2 separate regions of the Mus musculus genome follow, and region 1 is linked to region 2. A link is a loop called in an ENCODE intact Hi-C map of the cell type or tissue named here. Cell type or tissue: left cerebral cortex. All regions are shown on one strand. Each heading gives the region's core, and the rest is flanking DNA. Links, peaks and the distances in the headings are about the cores only. Region 1 holds the start of Gm11454 (predicted gene 11454). Region 2 has its middle 34 kb from the start of Tox2.

What was found. A loop is a pair of places that touch in the nucleus more often than their neighbours do. Peaks named below come from ENCODE experiments on the same cell type or tissue, not always from the same donor. Only the 100,000 strongest peaks of a DNase experiment are listed, where the experiment ranks them.
Region 1: a loop joins it to region 2, with 1.8 times the contacts of the local background. A loop is called at or near these places in 1 of 42 quality-filtered maps.

Annotation. Positions count from the first base shown.
Region 1 is chr2:163,121,014-163,123,930 of GRCm38, reverse strand. It overlaps Gm11454 (predicted gene 11454), which reads right to left and starts at 1,316. Exons shown (of 3, transcript NR_166402.1): 1 at 1,153-1,316. In left cerebral cortex, for the core only: no CTCF peak of the experiment used is centred there; a DNase peak (open chromatin) is centred at 1,333.
Region 2 is chr2:163,168,104-163,171,020 of GRCm38, reverse strand. No RefSeq gene overlaps it. Among named protein-coding and RNA genes, the nearest start is that of Tox2, 34 kb to the left of the region's middle. In left cerebral cortex, for the core only: no CTCF peak of the experiment used is centred there; DNase peaks (open chromatin) are centred at 1,409 and 1,673.

The sequences.
Region 1 (2,917 bases), core at 115-2,614, 47 kb after region 2:
CCTAGAGAGCACCTCCAGCCAGGTGTTGCAGGATATTTGATCATCACACTGTGAACCCCGGGCTTGTGTTATTTACTGGAAAACCCTGTTTTTAGTTGTGGTGGGCCTCAGCTTTAACACATACCTTTAACCCAAGAGCCTTCTACTTGAATATCGTAAGCAGGATTAAATAAGTCCAACCATAGGTCAGAAGACAGAGCGAGCAACCAGCTGACAGGAAGTGAACATAGGATTAAGATGAAACCATAGAGAGGAAGAGGGAGTCAGGGGGATGGATAGAGAGGCTCACAGGAAGTAGAAGAGGGGGACATTCAGTTTGAAGGAGGTTTTTTGAGCTGATGTGAGGGTGGATTCCTTCTGGGATGTCGGCTGAAGAGGAAGGTCAGCTGGGTGCTTTCTCTGTCTCTGAAGTAGCAGGCTTTCGCCCCAACATCTGGCTCCCGAATCTTCACTGGTAAATATAAATGATTGAGATTTTGTTCGAAACTAAACAAAACCAAACAAACAAAACCAGCTAAGTCTATAAAGCACCCGCCTTAAAAACAGGAGGGCCTAAGTCCAATCACCTCCATAAGCCACATTTAAAAAGGCAGGCATTGTGGTGTGTGCTTATAGTCCTGCACTATTGTGACAGGTAAAGACTCCTGGGGCTTGGCCAGCCAACCCAGCCTAGTTGGTGAGCTTTGGGCCAAAGAGAGAGCCTGCCTAAAGGAGGTGGACAACATTCCTAAAGATGACACCAGAACTTGTATTTTTGCATCTGCATGAATGCATGCACATGTGTACATACACACACACACACACACACACACAAGGAACAAGAATTCCAGAGGATGTGGGTACCTCTGCCGCTGGCCTCCTTTGTGTGTGTGTGTCTTTGTTTATAATTGTGCATGTGCCACCAATAGCAACAGCCTCACCCCATTCCCGCCCCCAGCAATGCTCTGCATCATCTCTGCTCCCCTGCTCAGTGGGTTCTTGCTCTTCTCTTTGTGCCTGTTCTTACGATGGGAGGGGGCATCAGTGAAGGACGGCCTGCCCCAGGAGATTGCACTTACCTGAGAGAACATGTATTTCCTAAAGTCAGAGAACTGTTTGCTAACAACACAGGGAACTGTGATTAACCCCCTCTCTCCTCCGGGGAGATCTTACCTGCCCCTCCACAAATTATAAAGGAAGAACTATTAGAAGTATATTCCAGATCAAATTGTGTCCTCAGAGAAGAGCTGTCACAGCGTTCACTGTGGGAACTGAGAATCTCATCTCAGCTGGAAACAGGGTCACTGGGCTGTGCTTAGTCTGGCTGGGCGCCGAGTGGAGTCACGTGGGTGCCTGACGCCACCTGGACTGGTCCTTACAAGAGCAGACCCATAGGCAGGGAGGTGTACCATGTGACAACAGAGACAGACTGGACTGGCTGAGGAACACAAGCCAGGGCAACATTCCTCTCCGTTACTTGATTTACACATTTGTTCTCTTCAGCCCCCAGCTGGTGGCTGGAAACATCAGCCATAGAGCGCTGCACGGGCAGAGCCACCTCATTCTCCACCGGAAGACAGTGCATTTCCTCTTGGGGTTCTCCTGCTGGGAAAGGGAAAACCTTCAGCCTGGTGCCAGTCAGAGAGAGAGCTTGACTTCAAGAGAGATTTCACACAGTTCTGGCAGCTTGTTAAGATGTACAGACTTAAGCCGGGCGGTGTCGCGCACGCCTTTAATCCCAGCACTTGGGAGGCAGAGGAGTTCGAGGCCAGGCTGGTCTACAAAGTGAGTTCCAGGACAGCCAGGGCTATACAGAGAAACCCTGTCTCGAAAAACCAAAAAAAAAAAAAAAAAAAAAAAAGATTTACAGACTTGTAAGACTGCAGACTGCAGACTGCAGACAGGCAGGAGCTTTGACCAGGACCACTTAGCTAGACACCGCACTTGTCTTTTATTTAAACCTGAACCTCATGTTAGGACCCCTAAAAATAGACTTCCTTTTCCCAGTTATGACCACATTGAAACTCTCTCTCTCCCTTCCTCCTTCTCTCCCTCCCTGCCTCACTCTCTATCTTTCTCTATTTCTGTCTCTCTGTCTCTGTCTGTGTCTCTCTTTCTCTGTCTCTCTCTTTCTCTGTCTCTCTGTCTCTCTTTCTCTGTCTGTCTCTCTGTCTCTCTCTGTATCTCTGTCTCTCTGCATCTCACCATTACTTGTTTGTTTAATTGACCTACTGAGGAGACCTGGGGCTCAGTGTGACTCCTTGTGACTGCCTGGGCTCAGGCTCTGATCGTAGAAACTCCAAGAACACAGGAGGCTCTGGGACCATGATCATACCACAAGCCAACTCTTCCAGCGTTTGGCAGCTGTGCTCCACCTGGTCCTGGGCTGCTCGGGTGCACCTGGGTGGCTGGCACATGCAGGCCTGTGACATGCTCTAGATGGGAGGGGAAGGGGGGACCAGAACCAGGACAAGCATGTGTGATGACTGAGGATAGGAGATAGCAGGTAGGGGATGGTTGCTGACTGTGCTCTGGGTACTGACGGTGCTGAGTACTGACTGTGCTCTGTGCTTGATTTCAGACACACTGTCTCTCAGTGCACGAGAAATGAACCACATCCTGCAGATCCAAAACAGCCTCTGAGAAGCCAGCTCACTCTCCCCAGCCTGCAGGACTGGCCTGTGGTGGACACTCAGACCCAAGTCTCTGAAGCTCCTGACCGTTCAGACTCCTCGCACTCACTCCTCATGGTCGCCCGTCCCATCCCGTGCCTCTCCTGCTGCCTGGGTGTTACATTTAATTGCAGTCCCGTCTCATCTCCCTGCTCAGTCCCTGCGCTTTAGTGCATCACCTAGGTCTGAAATTCAGCTGGTCCCAAATTGAACTAACCACTTTTGCTTAGGGACCGGGAATGTGACACTCTGCTGTTTCAAGATGG
Region 2 (2,917 bases), core at 274-2,773:
CCCCCCCCCCGCCAAAGCTTACAACATAAAATAATAAAACATCCCAAAAATATTGGGATAGCTTGGTAGAAAGAATGGGGAAGTACCATTGGTGTATTTCAAATGGATTTGTTTCTTGTTGACTAAAGTATGCTTAAAGTGCCAAATAAACGAATAATAAAATCAATACTAGTTTCAGACCAGAGATCTTTTTGTAGAGAGGTTAAATTTGGTATAAAGGGCACCATGACAATTGCCATTCAAGACAGGTCTTACTCAGAGTCTAAAGAATATGTGAGACAAAGAAAACATTAGGCTGATTGGTCCATAACAAAAATGAGATTGAAGCATTGGAAACAACCATTAAGAAAGCCTGTCACATCCTGTGACTTGGTTCTCTCTCTTTTTTTTAAAGTAAGCACATACAGTTTGTAGATGCTAGGGCAGTGAAGTCATACAAATTCCTATGACTCATTGACATATTGTTCAATGAGTGTATAAGGGTGCTTATGATATGTTTTTTTAAAAACAAATTCATATATGCATTCATTTAGTCAGCAATATGTGATTATATATAAATTACTACAAGGTGTTAGCTGCATGAGGATTAATGTAGCCCAGCATTACTCCTCTGGAAATGCATGTTTTATCTGCAAAGATGACGCAGACATATGCGCAATATTCTTGCCATCTTAAGTGAAAGGTGCCGGCTACAGAATGATTTTGTTTTTGAGACAGGGTCTCATGCTTCCCAAACTGTCCTTTAGCTCGCTATATAGTGAGGATGACCTTGGGTGACCGAACCCTCAGAGAATTACAGATCAGCACCACCGTACCCCTTTTATGCAGTGCTGGGATTGAACCTAGGGCTCCATGCCTGCTAGGCAAGTGCCCTACCGACTCTGTGGAGTGTTTTCTCCCAATGCTGTTTAGCAAACAAGCAAGGTGGTTATGATGTCAGCGCACACTCAGAAACTACAGATTCGGCATTCTGTGTCCTTGCTCCTTACTGACAGTCCTTTTTGGAACTTTTGAATTTTTTTTTTAAACTAAGTATATATTGTTTGTAGATCCTAGGGAGGTAAAGTCATACAAATTCCTATGACTCAAGGTGAACTAAAAAGAAAAAAACCAACCAAACAAACAAACAAAAAACCCGACATAATGTCACCTGAACACACAGAACAAGGGAAAAATAGATCTCGAATATTGAGCTGTAGTTCCGTCCTCGGAGAACTTGACCAAAATTATTATTAATTGCAGTTGTGGGCCTCAGCACTTTGCCGTGTCTGCAATTTTAAAAAGCAAACAAACATCTTGTTCTCAAGATAATCCCCAGTTGTTTATATTTGGTCTCCCTGAGAAAGGACGTCCTGGGACTCCAGTGCAGCGGGGAAGAAAGGGCAGCCCAGCAGGGTTTCCTCTTCAATGGCCAAGGCCTGGGTGGAAATCAGCTCGTACTGCCCCAGTTTAATCATGGAGGATACACAGGTCACCAGCACCTCTCTATGCTCCAATACCCCAGGGCTCACCCCCTTCTTGGTTTACCCTAATTTCATCCATAACAAGAGATCTTACTGGAGAGGCTGGTGAACTCAAAGAATACAAAAGAATACCAATGCCCCTTTACTAACGTCTAACTTCACTAACGGCCTACCCTTGGCGTGGATATCAACAGCTGCCCCATCAGCAGTGCCCTAGATTTCTTCTCTGCAAGAAACTGAACAGTCACTGCTGCTCCTCAAAAGATTGTGAACACTCATCGCTGCCTCCGAATTCTGAGATGAATCAGGCCTGATCCTGGCCTGTTGTAAGCTTTTTAGTATGCTAATAAACAAGAGCATCAATTACTCAATCAGACCGCTTTTAATATCTGTATGTGTGTGTGTGTGCGCACATGTGTGCATGTGTGTGCACATGTGCATAGGCATGCATGTGTGCATATACACGTGTGAGTACACATGTATGTATATGGTCATGTGTGTATGTGTGTTTGTGTAAGTTTGAATAACGGTTTTCTCCTTCCTCAGTCACTCTTCACCTTATCTCTTAAGGCAGAGTCTCTTATTGAACATGGAGCTCGATGATTAGGCTAGGCTGACTGGCCAGCAAGCCCCGGGACCCTCTGGTCTCTGTCTTCCAGGCGTCGGGATACAGATACTATAGGTAGAAGCCACTCAGCCCAGATTGTTTTAACTTGTATTTGTTTGTTCATTTGCTTTATGTTTGTTTGTTTGTTTTGTCTGCATGTAAGTCTGTGTACCAAAGCGGAAGGACAGAACTGACTCTCACAAGTTGTTCTGTGACCTCCACACCCATGTGGTACACATGTGCCCACACTCACACATACACATCGCACAATGCTATAAATTATAATAAAGAAAGATGATTGAACAGATTTGCTCGGAGAAACCATCCTGCACTCAGAAAGGAATCTCTGGCCTTGAAGGGTGCAAAAGATCAGGGCTCCCAGGAGACCTCAAAACCTCCCTCACCCCCAACTCTACAACCCAACACCTCCTTCATGAAAATCTGCACTTCCACTTGCTCCCAAGAGCCACCAGCGATGCTGAGTCTGCCTCTGCTCCCGGGATCCAGCTCTAATGCTGGGCTTAGATCTGAGATGGTCCCCACATGGTGTATCTACATCTGGTGGCACTAGCTAGGGAGGCTGTAGGGACTTTAGAGGCAGGCCTTGGCTGGTGGCCCTTGGAAGGTGGTATTCAGCTTCCGCTGTCTCTGTTTCTGTCTGTGTCTCTGTCTGTCTCCCTTTCCCTCTCCCTATCCTTCTCCCTTTGTGTGTGCACCCATGCAAACCTGTCTCTTTCTCTGGATTTCTCTCTCCTTTTTTTCTTTTCCCTCTTCCCCTCCCCTCTTCTCCTTTCTCCTTCTCCTCTTCCTTCTCTCTTCATCCACCCATCTCTTATCCCTCCCCAGC